2 separate regions of the Homo sapiens genome follow, and region 2 is linked to region 1. Evidence: read pairs that join two places in POLR2A ChIA-PET (ENCODE). Cell type or tissue: OCI-LY7. All regions are shown on one strand. Each heading gives the region's core, and the rest is flanking DNA. Links, peaks and the distances in the headings are about the cores only.

Region 1 (7,806 bases), core at 1,861-4,360:
ATGGGGGAGCATTTCTTACACCCCACGTAAGGAAATATTGGTCTGGGTATTTCATGGACTATTGTGTTCACTCGTTAGCTGAAATGATCAGCTATCCTAAGACTAAATACTAGCCTAATCATTAGCTTTTTTAATTTCTTAAATTCCTGAGATTGGGATTTCATGTACTAGTAGAATTGTATTTTACAGGCCCAGAGCAATGGCTCACGCCTGTAATCCCAGCACTTTGGGAGGTCGAGGCAGGTGGACCACGAGGTCAGGAGTTCAAGACCAGCCTGGCCAACGTAGTGAAACCTCGTCTTAACTAGAAATACAAAAATGAGCCAGGCATGGCGGCTCACGCCTGTAATCCCAGCTACTCTGGAGGCTGAGGCAGGAGAATCGCTTGAACGCGGGAGGCTGAGGTTGTAGTGAGCTGAGATCACACCATTGCACTCCAGCCCAGGTGACACAGTGCAAGACTCGGTCTCAAAAATAAAAACTGTATTTTACGCAGTGACAATTCGGTAATATAGTCCATGATTTAATGAAACAGTAGTGTGGGATTGGATTTTTGATATTTGTTTTGTTTTAAAATTCTAGAAGGAGTTAGCTTTTGCAGCCCGTTCTGATGAATTTATTGTCTTTACTGCAGGAATGTATTTTGTAATTTTTTTAGATATTACAAAGTATGAGGAAAGCTTACAAGTCTACAGAAGTGCTGTGTGTTCTCATCAGTAGATTTTAGTTGTTAAAATTAATTACTTTGAACTGAGATTGCACCACTGCACTCCAGCCTGGGTGACAGAATGAGACTCCATCTCAAAAAATAAATAATAAATAAAATAAAATTAATTACTTTGAATAGGTAATATTGCCACAGTTTAAAATTCAGAAGTCCCCTTCGTACATCAGCCTCCAGCTACTAAATTCTTCTACCTGGAATCTAATAACTGTTATTAGTTTCTCATTTATTACCTTTTAATAAAAGATGAATTTGGGTTCTGGAAATAATCTTGACATGGGAGTTTTTGAAAATAGATGTATTTTTTTTCTAGTTATTGGAAAAGTCACAGGACTGTTTTGAAGTGCTGAAAATCTAATTGTGATATTTATAGTTCAAGAAATTTAATGAATGCATTAATAGATTTTGCTATTCATTTCTACTCTGAGCTAATCTTGTAGAATAAAAACCTAGTCTCTCTAATCCCATATTTGTGGGATAAAAATCTTATCTATGACACACATATATATGTACCCACATATATATACATATATATGTATATATGTACACACGTGTGTATATATATACATGTACACACGTGTGTACATATATACATATATATGTATATATATGTACACACGTGTGTATATATATACATATATATGTGTATATATGTACACACGTGTGTATATATATACATAAATATATATATCTCCCCACCGGCAATATTTTATGTAATATTATACGTACTGAATGATTTCAATTTTTAAAAACCCTGCAATTCCATAAATACGTGTATATATATACATATATATGTGTGTATATATACGTGTATATATATACACGTGTGTGTGTATACGTGTATATATATACACGTGTGTGTATACGTGTATATATATACACGTGTGTGTATACGTGTATATATATACACGTGTGTGTATACGTGTATATATATACACGTGTGTGTATACGTGTATATATATACACGTGTGTGTATACGTGTATATATATACACGTGTGTGTATACGTGTGTGTATACGTGTGTATATACGTACGTGTGTGTATACGTGTGTATATACGTACGTGTGTGTATACGTGTGTATATACGTGTGTATACGTGTGTATATACGTATATATGTGTGTATACGTGTGTATATATACGTGTATATACTTTTTTCTCGACACTGTACTGATGAGGAATGAGCTGTATATTTATAATATGCAGCAGCCAGGAGACACTCCTTGCTGTTCTAGTCAGGAATGCTAGTTATACTTTCTGTGGCATTGTTCTAGCATGTGATATTTTAACTTCATGGATCCTGTGCAGTCTTAATAGAGGAGTTCTGCACAAGAAACATGATTTTTCCTGTTTTAGGAAGTAAGTACTGTGGGGTACTACTCTGTCATCTGGTGGCTAACCCTTCCAAATGTATCCCATGAGAGGAGACAGTGCCACTCAACCTTTTGGAGGCAGGAAGTATGGGAGCTGTAAAAAGAGCCTATTTTCTTAAAGCTTGGAACTTACTTGAGGGATAGAAACAGAGTAGTGTTGCTATTAGTGTTAAAGTTGTGCTGATGAGGCCTAAGAGCTCTGCTGATAAGGCCTAAGAGCTCTTATCCTGCTTTTCTCCCTTTACTGGAAATTCTGACAAACCCAAGAGAAGGCCAACCAGCTTGGAGACCTACTAGGTAAGGCAGGAACCACAAGTAGTTCCTGATCTGTTAGTGAGAACCCCTAGTTTGAGTATTTTCTCAAGTCCCCCCGCCCCCCACCGTTTGTTTTAACTTTGAAAATAACCAGTTTACAGTAATGAGCTATTTCAACATGAGGTCTTTTATTGTCCCCCTATTTATCCCTGATATTAAAGTTACTCTTATTTTGTTTCTGTCTTGTCCCACTTATCTTTGAAGTATTACTCTGTTTTAGACCTTCCAATTCACTGATTTATCAGACCTTTGAAATATATTCTTATCTTCCACAGAATTATAGTATGTGACTTTGTTGGCAAAGTATTCCCCAAATTGTAGTTGCTACCCTGTGAAAATAAAATTATGAAGATACACTATAAGGAATGAGACAGTATGATGTAAAGAGCTCAGAGTTAAAGCTAGCTAGATATGGGTTCTAATCCTGACTACACATCTGATTAGTTATTTAACATTTGGTGAGCAATGTTACCTCTCTGAGCCTTACTTTGTGATCTTTCAAGTGGGAATCACACCTGCCTTATAGAACATTTGTAAGGATGAGAGATAGTAAAGTTCCTAGCACATGATAGATATTTAATAAATGATAGGTCTTTTAAATATAAAAAGTAAGGGATTGTATCAGCTGTATATAAAATTAAACCCAAGAGATAAAATTCAATCTGTATGACTTGTTACAACCTCAGAGAAACTGATTTGTTGAAGCTTATACCAATTCTTTTTTTTTTTTTTTTTTTTGAGACGGAGTCTTGCTCTGTCGCCCAGGCTGGAGTACAGTGGCGCGATTTCGGCTCACCGCAAGCTCCGCCTCCCGGGTTCACACCATTCTCCTGCCTCAGCCTCCTGAGTAGCTGGGACTACAGGTGCCCACCACCACGCCCGGCTAATTTTTTGTATTTTTAGTAGAGACCGGGTTTCACCATGTTAGCCAGGATGGTCTCGATCTCCTGACCTCGTGATCCGCCCGCCTCGGCCTCCCAAAGTGCTGGGATTACAGGCATGAGCCACCGTGCCTGGCCCCCTTATACCAATTCTGTAAGAGATTTTATTACTTTTTTTTTTTAATAAATGAAGAAGTAGAGGCTCAGCTATACAACAATGAAGATGCATAGTAAGTAGCAAAAAAATTTCAAAATTGATTTATATCACCTAATCTTTCTATAAACAAGGAAAGATACCAAAATACATTTGGCAGAATGTTTGTATAACTTTCAGGGGATGCAATAACCTGCCCCTTGAAGCAGATCTGTCCCCTGTTCTATACCATCTGTCCTATTGGAGATGGCTGCACTAGTCTGATGCTATTGATTGTTGACTTATCTGGTTTCACATTTTTCAAGTAATCTTCTGATTATAATTTTACCTCTCATGTAGATTTGTCTCAAGATGAGACTCTACTGATTGACCAGCATGTTTTTCCAGTGTGTTGATGAGATCATTAAGCACTCATTATACAAAGAAGGGTAGATTTCCCCTGAATTACTCATAAGTTATGAATAAAGGGTATTAACTGATTTTAGCTCATGGTTGTAGGCTGGACTATTTCAGAAGGAGAAAAATGTGCGTTAAATTAGTTTTAGATTTCAGTGGTAATTTTGACTGGTTTGTGGACTAAATATTCTTTTCTCACCATGGTTTGGTGTGTTTCTTATATGTGTAGCTTGGAGTTTTTATATATGTTTGGTTAGCATAAAAAATGTGCTTAAACTTAATCCTTAGAAAATAGAGAAATGAAACCAACTAACTTCCTTTACATGATTTATTTCAGTTGAAGGCAAATATCAAAAATGTTTATTTTCCTTTGAAAATGAATGCATTAATTGCATTTAAAACGTTTTTTAAACACCCCGAATAAGATAGCATGTTAAAGCAAGTGTGAGTTCAGTATGTTAATTGCTTGCTCTCCCAGTTTCTAAAAACCCCGTTGTTAAATGTTTTGTTCTTTTTAACAAATGAAGATCATGGGGCTATGTTCAAAAAGGGGAGAAAATTGTTTTCTTCCATGTGGTGACTAAACCTTAAAAAACATTAAGGAATATTTTCACATCTCATGAGAGAAGAGGTGTCATTCATCCTTTTTTTTGTGTGAAGAGAGCTTTTGTATTTTCTCATACTTAGAGATTATTTGAAGGCTAGAAATGGAGTAAGAATATGTACTTTTAGTTATTTTTCTGATAATAGTGATAATCTCATTTTTACTCTTTTTTCCTAGTGAACAACACTCCTTTTCCAGATGGTTGAGTTGAATTGTGGCAAAATCTTTGTTGGAAATTTTTCTTTTTTCTTTTCCTTTTTTTTTTTTTTTTTTTTGGTTTAAGACACAGTCTCACTCTGTCACCCAGGCTGGAGTGCAATGGTGTGATCTTGGCTCACTGCAACCTCTGCCTCCTGAGTTCAAGTGATTCTCCTGCCTCAGCCTCCTGAGTAGCTGGGATTATAGGTGCACACCACCATGCCTGGCTGATTTTTGTATTTTCAGTAGAGACGGGGTTTCCCCACGTTGGCCAAGCTGATCTCAAACTCATGATGTAAAGTGATCTGCCCGCCTAAGCCTCCCAAAATGCTGGGATTACAGGCGTGAGCCACCTCACCCGACCAGAAGTTTTTCTTTAGTGTGAAATTAACTGGCCACTGTGTGGGTTTAACCTTTGATATTGGTGTCTGTGTTACTGTAGTGTAACCAACTGACTTGAATCAGTTTAGCCTTTGCTGATTTGCCAACTCTACTTGGGTTTAGATACAATAATTCTTTTTTATATCCAAGCATTGATTTTTCTATCTTCCATTCATAGTATATTAACATACTGTATATAAGAACATGTGGCTTTATGAGATTCTAACACTTAGTAGGAAAGGGGATGGGGAAGAGGAAGAGCATGTAACTATTTTTTATTCCCTTGTTATATATTGAGATGGACAACTTTGGTATGTATGTTACTAGTTATTGTTTCTTCCCACATAATTGGTCATAACTTTTTGAAAAAAGAAAAAAACAAGCTTTAAAGGGAATTAGAAGTGAATAAAATTTAACAAATGAAAAGTAGGAGTCTTTCCAGACTTCTATCATAGTAAAGAAGAAATATCAAAGAAGATTTGTTGAGAGAAATAGAAGTTGGAGTAAGGCACTATATTTTGAAAGCTAGTATTTTTAGCAAAGTGTTCTTATGGTAAAGGAAATTATAGACTCACTCACTTTATTTCATATAAGGTCAGCAATACATAAAAGTAGCCACTATACTACTTCACACTTACATATGAATGACTGATGTCTTCATTAATTCTCTGAAAGACATTTGCATTTTTAAGAGACTGATTATGATAACTTGTCAAATTTTGGTATTTTAGGCCAAGTAAAAGAGGGAAGCGAAATTAAACAATTGGGCGGGGCATAGTGGCTCATGCCTGTAATCCTAGCACTTTTTGGGAGGCTGGGTGGGGTGGATCGCTTGAGCCCAGGAGTTTGAGACCTGCCTGGGCAACATGGCGAAACCCCGTCTCTACAGAAAATACAAAGTTAGCTGTGGGGTGGTGGCCCATGCCTGTAGTCCCAGCTACTCAGGAGGTTGAGGTGAGAGGATCATCTGAGCCAGGGAGGTCAAGGCTAGAGTGAACTGTGATTGAGCCACTGCACTCCAGCCTGGGTGACAGAGTTTTAAGACCTTGTCTCAAAAAAAAAAAAAAGAAAAGAAACAATTTGGAGAAAGATCTTTCGGGTAGGAGTGATTCTTCAGAGGCAAATAAAGTATTGGGGGAGGGGGAGAGTAAAGGATTCCTGCAAGAATCACTTAACATTACGTGTTTATTTCTTTTCCTGATCTTTTTCTGACTTTTAAATTTTTCTCTTAAAGTTTCACTTTTTAGAAAATACTCAAAAGACTAATTTTGGGGTGAGGATTGTGAGGGAGAGAAGTAGAGTATGTATGAATCATTTGTGTTAGCAATAGTTGTTTGAATTAGAAACAGTCTATAGTTTTTAAAATATAAATGGGCTATATACATTTAAAACTATATAGTTATGGCTGGGCATGGTGGCTCATGCCTGCAATCCCAGCACTTTGGGAGGCTGAGGCGAGTGGATCACGAGGTCAGGAGTTCGAGACCAGCCTGGCCAACATGGTGAAACCCTGTCTCTACTAAAAATACAGAAATTGGCTAGCTGGGTATGGTGGCAGATGCCTGTAATCCCAGCTACTCGGGAGGCTGAGGCAGGAGAATCGCCTGAAACCAGAAGGCAGAGGTTGCAGTGAGCCCAGATCATGCCACTGCACTCCAGCCTGGGTGAAAGAGTGAAATTCTGTCTCAAAAAAAAACAACAACATAAACTATATAGTTATTTAAATTGTGGAAATAATTTCTGCTAATCTTGTAATTGAAATATGTAAGTGCACAAATCATCCGTGTACAGCTTGATTACTTTTCCTGAAGTAAACACATCTGTGTAACCAAAAATACCTACAGCAAGGAATAAAGCACTACTAGTATCCCAGAAGTGTCCCCCTTGAAGGGCCTTCCTAGTCACTGTTCCCAACCCCATCTTTCTGATTGCTTGGATTACTTGTGCCTGTTTCTTAACTTTATGTAAATGTAACCCCCCAGTATGTACTCCTATGTGTCTGACAGAATTCTCCCTTAATATTTGTTGTGAGCTTCATCCATATTGCTGCTTGTAGCATTAGTTTTTTCATTGTTCATTCTTGTTGCTGTTTAGTATTACATTGTATGAATATACTACAGTTTATCCATTCTACAGTTGATGGACATAGGATTGTTTTTGTGTTTGGATGTCAGGAGTAGTGCTACTGTGAGCATTCCTTTTTATTTTTCTGCATTTTTTTCTTTGCATATGTGAGCATTCTTACACATTTGCCACATTCCGTGTGAGTTTTATACCTCAGCATATATCATTGCTGATATTTTCTCAAAGACAAAATTTCCATTTACTTTGCAAGAAATGGAAACTAAAACAGCTTTAAGGTGTGTGAATATGGCATCTCATAATTATGTTACTAAAATAATTGGAAATTATTTTATTTTAAATATTGGTGTTTTTCTTGAGTCTCTTGGTATCCTTTAACAGTTCAGTCTTGAGGCTTACAGTGTTAACCTTTTCCACAAAAAACAGAGGAGGAGACTGCTGTGTTCTTTCCCATTTTCACATTTTCATTTTTTTGCAGATAGCCACAGTTGTTATTAAAATATGTTGGGTTATCATAAACATTGTTTTTGTGCTAAAATTTTTTATCCACAGATTTGATTGATTTAAACTTTGGACACACAAACATTTAATAGTTCTTTTAATTTTAAGTTTTTGCAAGTATACTGTCTAAAAATCTAAGGAACTTTTTTCCCACTAGTCAGAAAGTTTATTCACTAACTTAATATCACTTTGATTTCCC
Region 2 (7,806 bases), core at 2,471-4,970, 190 kb before region 1:
TTTTTTGTTTCTACTCTTCTCTCAGAAGCAGATTAACTTTGTCTAAGATTGGGGTAGAAAGGGCTTATAATCTAAGAAAGAAAAGCTCTGAAGTGAGCATTTGCCTTGGTATGTCCCTGTACTAACCAGGGACAAAAACATACCCCAATATAGATGTTTCTGGTCATTTGGCTGGCATCTTTTAGCAAAAAGATGGTTGTTACAGCCAAGCACCAGTATTTCTTAGGATAACTCACCTCCTTTTATCCTGACTTTCTGTGCTTATCAAGTAATTTCCTGGAATTATGTTACTTCTCGCTTTTCTTCCTTCTGGAAAGAATTTATGTTGTACTCTTAGCAATTGTTATTTAAAAATAGCTAATAAGTCTGATGGTTGGGAATCCTAGAACTTGATCACTCATAAGAGAACTGTATCTGGCTGACCTAATGAGCTGAGGACCAGGCCCCAGGTCCATGATGAGCCCAGAAGATCTGATGCTCTGTGAAAATGGAAAATATAGCTGGCCAGCAGAGACCTCCCTCCCTCCACTCCCCTACATTGACTACAGTACCATATTGTGAAATACAGTATTCAGCATATTTTCAATGTTACCCAAAGTACCATCAAAGGATTGACAGCATGGTTACAATATAAGCAAATCGCCTGAGAAAATCTCATTATGTCGGACTGATGGGTTCTTCTTTAGTGTGAAAATGAATATGGCCAAGCACATGAAAAAAGGTACACACAGCATTATCTGTATATGCACACATGTACATACAGAATTCATATTTATATACATATCCATAGATTCCGTTGGCTATGCTGGTTGCTAAGGTGATTCTTGCTGGAGTAAATACAGCTTTGCTGGTCAACTCAGACAGAGAAAGCTTCATTGAAGACACATCAGATCCTCTCTTGAGAATCTCTCCCCTTTACTGAGGTGCCTCTTCCTGCTCACTCCTTCCCCAATGCCAGGCAGAAACACACACTGCCAGCTGGGGAGCAGGCTCAAAGTCTGAGGAGCTCTATGTGGGAAGCCTCATTTAACACATGGAGCCCAAAAAGAAACAGGAAAAAAAACCTCAATGCTCAGCTGAATTCCAGAAGCCTACTCATTCTAATACTAACAGATGAGTAGGAGAACAGGAAAGCAAGTGTCATGATCCCACCCCTCCCTGTTTCCCTGGCTCCCTCCCATGACCATTCCAGCCTCCTCCTCTTCCCCCAACTTTTGGATCTGAAGCAGCTCTAATGCTTAAGTCTGGAGACCCAGCATCTTTTACTTCTCAGTCTTTCAACATTTTGGCCTTGGAGGCAACTAAGGCTCTACTAAAACTGAAAGACAATTTTCTAAGAGGATGAGATAAAGAGCTTTGGAAAAGCTCAGCACTCCTTCCTGGAGAGACAAGCAGTTCTTTAAAACAGCACAGCCTGTAGAGTCAGAGACTCCCTTTAAACCCTGTTGACCAGAACACGGGGCAGGGTCAATAGGGCCAGTTCCCCCACATGCTATTTCTGACTACAATTTTTATATCTCTAAACTCCAATTCTATATTTTTAATTCCTTCTTTTAAAAATATTTCTCTGTCTCCCTAATATGAGATGGAACACAAGTGATTTATATTTTGAGGTCAGGCTTGGTCTTTGGATATGCTGTATATTTCTCCCCAGATTACCCCAGAGGCAACACTCAGTCTCTTCGCTGGTTTTACCAAGCAATCCACTCATGCCAAATTTGGGTGAGTTTAGTAGAATTAACTTTAGCTTTGGTGAAGTTACAAGAAAAGGATCACATCACAGAATAAGAAGCCTTCTCCCGTCTTCCCAGCCCTTCCTTCCCTCTGCTGTCCTTCCTCTCTACACACGGTCCCCTCCAAATTTTTCTCACTTGATTAAACATAATAATTTTTCTCTCTCTCTGAAACCTTAGTGCCAACTAACATCCAGAGCCTGGATGAGGATGTGGGGTGGTTGAAAGGAAGCTGGGAAGGGAGTAGGGTGTAGATTCTACCCAAATTTACTTAAACATGTTCATCACAGTGCTCAGGGGGAAAAAAACCTCTACATTAATGTAATATATTCTCTTTAGAGCCTAGTCATATTACAGAAAACAAAACTTTCCCTCTGATATAAGGAAATATATACTTCTCTCAAAATGTGTGGGTAACAATAGAAATCACTTTTGACTCTAAGCCCAAACACTTTTTCCTCTTAGCCAGGAAACCTCCTGGCTAAGTCTCTTGTGGGCACGTTGTTCTCCTTGGAGAAGGTTGCTCTTCTTTTGTCAGAACTGCTGGTCTCCACTCAGCTGCCTAGTAGCTGGAGCCATTTCTACCCCCTTTTTCTTCTGGCCATGGCTATTCTGCTCCTCTGGCCCTACCCAGTGGTAAAGCATGCGGCCCATGAAGCCACTAGTGATATTCTTCTGAAGTGGGACAGGTCTCTTTCTCTCATTCAGATTTATGACTTTTATTGCTCTGATGCTTAAACATGAATCCTATTACAGTTCTTGTACATTACTTGCTCTCTCAGTTTCTTAGTGGCTCTTCTCGTGGAAGGATATCCCTCAGTATTGCACACAAAAATAATGCTTTATATCATTCTTTACTCATTGGCCCAGGACCAGGTTCCACTGCCTTGACTTCAATGTATATCCCAGGTGTGTGTCTGTGTGTGGTGAGGGGGATACAATATACAATACTGTTAATTCTGGCCTCCTAGGCATCTTCATAGCTATCTACCTAAATGTCTATCTGTTTCTTTCTCCCAGGCTCCTTGTGCAAATAAAATTCTTTAATACCCATCTTGACATTCTAGAACAGTACTGTTGAAAGAAATGTAATGCAAGCCCCTTATGTAACTTTAAGTTTTTAGTAGCCTTATTTTAAAAAGGAAAAGAAACAGATAAATTAATTTTAATAATATCTAAAATTTAGCTCAATATATCAAAATAGTATCATTTCAACAAATAATGTAAATATTTTATTTTTTTTGCACTAAATCTTTGAAATCTAGTATGTGTTTTATACTTACAGCACATCTCAGTTCAGACTAGCCACATTTCAAGTGCTTCATAGCCACAGTGACTAGTTGCTGTCATATTGGGCAACACAATTCTAGAGTTTCAAGGGTAAGTGTATAAACAGTCTACTGTCTGGAATTCTAGCAACAAACATACAAAATATGCATTGATGTATCAAGTACAAACTTCTCAGCTGAGCTTTTAAGGCCCTCTGTAATCTGTCCCACCATTCTAGCCAGTTTGATCTCCTTTGTGGTACTGCATACACCCTGATCATTCCTGCCTCTATGCTTGGCTTTTGCTGTTCCCCTGACAAATGAGCCTCTTTCTGTTCCTTCTGCTGTTTTAACTTCTAGACCCAGCTAAAGTTCTCTCCTTTCCTGGACTACAGCAATTCCTATTGTTCTTTCTTCAGAACTTCCCTTAGTAACCTTTTAGAGACTGTACCATAACATTTAGCAGTTACTTTGATTATATATATTATCTTTTTGTTATTTGCTGTTATAGAGGAGTCTCTTTTCTCCACCAAAACTGGGAGCCCTTTCAGAAGAGTATCCATGTTGTATACTATACTTCTCAATCACCCACATAATCTACCCTAGTGCAGAGCCCATGGTGCACACTGAAAATGCTTTTTAGTGGCTTAGTATGCATACCATTTCATTTATACCTTTTCTCTCCAGCTAGGTTGAAAACTTCTCCCAAACTAGATTCCGATTCTTTTTTTAATCTCCCACACCACTTAGCACAAATATTACTAGGATTTAAATATCTAAGCTTAGCCAAAATTGGAGAGCAACTGACAGATTGATAAGTGCTTTTGCATACCTAATCTCATTTGATTCTCAGGATAACTCTTTAATGTGGGACTTATTGATAGCATCATCACTTTCTAAATAATCAACATGAAGCTCAGAGGAATTGATTGATTTGCTTGAGGTCACACAGCAGGGAATTGCCAGAAAGCCCAAATGATCTAACTACCAATGCAAAACAATGCTTTCCATATCGGTGGTTACCACCCCCACCCTTGGTGCATCCCATCTTACCCCCTCCAAATCAACGTGGAGCCAGGGGTTCTGTTTTGCTTGGTTTTTGTAATTAATGTTTCCCAGGAGATTCTTGGGCATCCAGCTCTGCCATGTCCAAGAACAAGTATTTGGGAACTACTCTTCAGACATGCTATGTAAAGTGTAGCTCCCTTCTTACTCCTGTGGGGAGGATTCCCAGGGCAAGGCATCCTTGTAAATGGTGTCCTCATCTGCTTCTTTTCCCTGGTTACTCCTCACTCCCCGTTCAACTTGCCTGAAAAGAGAAAGGAGTACAAGAATTGTTAAATGTCTGTGAATGAACTTCAATAATAGTTGAATCTAAATATAACCCCTCATGGTTATTATTCCAAAAATCCAGTGATTATAGTTCAGAACTTTGAGCTACACATTCCCTACCTCCTTTCAGTCAGAATGCCCCACACCCATTAAAAGCAGTATTATTAAAAACAGCAGCTACTGGCCGTGCTTAGAAACAACTGTTCTCAAGTAAATAACTTGGAATGTTTTTATTTTAGAATATCAAAGGGAGTCTGGACCACATTATGGCTAATTGACTACATATTTCCATGAGCAGAAATGAAGCTATATTTTAGTTATAAAGATACCAACCACAATGTCTTTAATGTTGGTTACCAGCTTTTTTAAAAGAGGAGAGAGAAAGAAAACAAAAAGTGAATTGCACATTAAATCTCAGCTTAACTTAAATCTTAGCTCTAGTTATAGAACAAGGGGAAATTGGTGAATGTAGCACATACATTTTCTCCTAAGTAGAGTGATTGCAACCATGCTGCCATAGCCCTACTTTGTGTAGATCTATCCTGATTTTTAAAATGTTCTCATGGACAATTCTCTCTGTCTCTCTGTCTGTCTCTGTGTGTGTGTGTGTATGTGTGTGTGTGTGTGTGTGTGTGTGTGTTTAAGTATGTGTGTAAGTGTTATGTATCTCTTTTTCTCTTCCCTTCTCTCCCTTCCTCTCCTCCCTAATGGGAGGTGGTTAAAGCAGCCTAGCTTGCTAGCAAACAATGAGTTCTGAAAGCTGAGAAAACTTAAACTGCAGAGCCATTTCTAAAGAAATACTTACAGCAAAGTTGATCTGACTCTTTTAATGACTTGCATAATTGTTTTTTTTTTTTTTTGCTACATGTAATTAGGCTTAATAAGCATTATTTATTTTACAGCCTAATCAACCATTTTTGAGCTTAGCTAAGGGAAGGAAGTTTGAAAGAGGGTAGAGAAATGCCAGTGTGAAGCCCCCACCCCTGCTGCCCCCTCACTGTTTATCCTATCTCAGAAGAGGGGCTGCAAATGGAGCCGCACCTAGCACCCCATGCTCCCAGACTCATTCTCCTCCCGGTTCACTTTGCTAGTGAGTAAATTACTCAACTGGGAATTTCTAAAATCTCTAGACTATGGGTGGCCTTGATTAAATGCTCTAGGAAGAAAAGAAGAGAGAAGAAAAATCCTGGTTATCCGGAATTTTTGGATAATGAGTCTTTCCGGGCAGTAAAATTTCTCAGATAACTGAGCGCTTTTCCTTTAAGCTCCAGACTTTTAATTTTAACCATTTCAAATGGAAATCTAAATTAAACATATCATACTCTTCCCTGAGCTCTTAAACAATAGACACAATTTAAAATTGTCTTCACCAAGTTATAAAAAATGATAGTTTATTACATAGAAAAATCACCTCAGAGGTTGTTGAGACATGTAAGATGTTTATTCTATTAAATGATCCAGACTTACATACATGTAAGTCCTTGTAATGGTTTTTTGTTTGTTTGTTTTGTTTGTTTTTTAAAGACAAGGTCTCCAGGCTAGAGTGCAGTGGCACAATCACAGCTCCCTGCAGCCTCCGAGTTCTGGGCTCAAGCAATCCTCCTGCCTCCACCCCACAAGTAACAAGGACTACAGGCATGCACCATCTTGCCCAGCTAATTAAAACAAATTTTTTTTGTAGAGACAGGGTCTCTTGCTCTGTTGCCCAGGCTGGTTTGCAATGTTAGTTTTTTTATATCTATAATTTTTCTGAAAACATTATTTTCTGTTGTCAGTGTACCTACCACTAGCAATTCCATTTCCCTCTTTTAAACTGCTATATTCATAAGAACTATGAATATAAGTATGAATATTAAAATATTCATAAAAATGAGAATAACAGGTCTCCACATTGAGTGTAAAGTAGAGGTAAATAGTTTCTAAGGGAGTATCTCTGAGGGAGCAAATAGGACTTTTATGTGTCCTGCTGAATTTCCTTGTTCTTGCCAACTTTCTGGATAGAGAGATTGTCAGAAGGATGAATTCTGGAAAGTTAAGAAATTATTGTGGCTGTTCTAAGGAAACTGACTCAAAAACTCAGAAGGAGGGTGCTATGGTTTGAATGTGTCCCCCAAAATGCTTGTGTTAGAAATTTAATCCCCAATACAACAGTATTGGGAGGTGGGGCCTTATGGGAAGTGTCTATGTCACAAGGACTCCACTCTCATAAATTCATTAATGCCAATTATAAAAGGGCTTGAGTCTGCAATCTCTTGCCTCTCATGCATGCCCTTTGCCTCATGGTGCCTCTTGCCATGTGATGGCACAGCAAGAAGGTCCTTACCAGAGATAATCCTTCAGTCTTGGATTTCCCAGCCTCAAGACCTGTGAGCCAAATAAATTTCTATTGTTTATCCAGTCTGTGGTATTCTTTATGGTAATACAAAATGGGCTAAGAAGGCAAGATGAGATGTTAATCTCCCTTCATAGAATGTATAATAAAAATGATTTTAGGCTAGGTGCGGTGGCTCATGCCTATAATCCCAGCACTTTGAGAGGCCAAGGTAGGGGGGATCATCTGAGACCAGGAATTTGAGACCAGACTTAGCAATAAGCAAGACCCTATCCCTACAAAAAATAAGAAAATTAGCTGGGCTTGGCAGCACACGCCTGTAGTCCCAGCTACTCAAGAGGCTGAGGTAGGAAGATCACTTGTGCCCAGGAGTGCAAGGCTGCAGTAAGCTATGATTTCACCACTACACTCTAATCTGGGTGACACAGAAAGACCCCATGTCAAAATTAAACAAGAAAGATTTTACTTTTCTGATGACAAAACTAATGCATGCCAATTTTAAAAATATAGTCAAATCTTATAAATATATATGTATATAATACAGAAAAGTTCTTCATTTTCTCGCCATCCCCCAACCCCAAATAACTACTTATGAAAAGTACATCAATGCTTTTTATGTTCACATACTAGCATGTTATTATGAATTTTTAAAAACATAAATTTAAGATCTATCTGTACCTTACAACTTGATCTTTGAACTTACTAATTTATCTTGAATGTCTCATGAATTAGTCCATTTTTAGTTATTTCATTGCTTTTTTAACCACACCTTAGTATTCTATTAAGGATTGTATTAGTCACATTTCTCTAGAGGGACAGAACTAATAGGAGATATAGATATAGATATAGATATAGATATAGATATAGATATAGATATAGATATAGATATAGATACAGATGATATAGATATAGATATATCAAAAGGAGTTTACTAACTTATAAGATCACAAGGTCCCACAATAGGCTGTCTGCAAGCTGAGGAGCAAGGCAAACCAGTTTGAGTCCCAAAACTGAAGAACTTGGAATCTGATGTTTGAGGGCAGGAAGCATCCAGTACAGGAAAAAGATGTAGGCTGGGAGGCTAGGCCAGTCTCTTTTTCACGTTTTACTGCCTGCTTTATATTTGCTGACAGCTGATTAG

Evidence for each region. Peaks named below come from ENCODE experiments on the same cell type or tissue, not always from the same donor. Only the 100,000 strongest peaks of a DNase experiment are listed, where the experiment ranks them.
Region 2: POLR2A ChIA-PET joins it to region 1 with 5 read pairs; 12 of 35 experiments call an interaction of 5 or more read pairs at or near these places.

What each region holds. Positions count from the first base shown.
Region 1 is chr2:47,894,616-47,902,421 of GRCh38, reverse strand. The region is part of intron 1 of FBXO11 (F-box protein 11); the gene reads left to right. Among named protein-coding and RNA genes, the nearest start is that of FBXO11, 8.0 kb to the left of the region's middle. RefSeq lists a silencer at 194-463. In OCI-LY7, for the core only: no CTCF peak of the experiment used is centred there; no DNase peak of the experiment used is centred there; H3K4me3 peaks cover 815 bases; H3K27ac peaks cover 1,872 bases.
Region 2 is chr2:48,086,611-48,094,416 of GRCh38, reverse strand. It overlaps LOC124907765 (a long non-coding RNA gene), which reads right to left. Exons shown (of 2, transcript XR_007086314.1): 2 at 4,083-4,310. Among named protein-coding and RNA genes, the nearest start is that of FBXO11, 180 kb to the right of the region's middle. In OCI-LY7, for the core only: no CTCF peak of the experiment used is centred there; no DNase peak of the experiment used is centred there.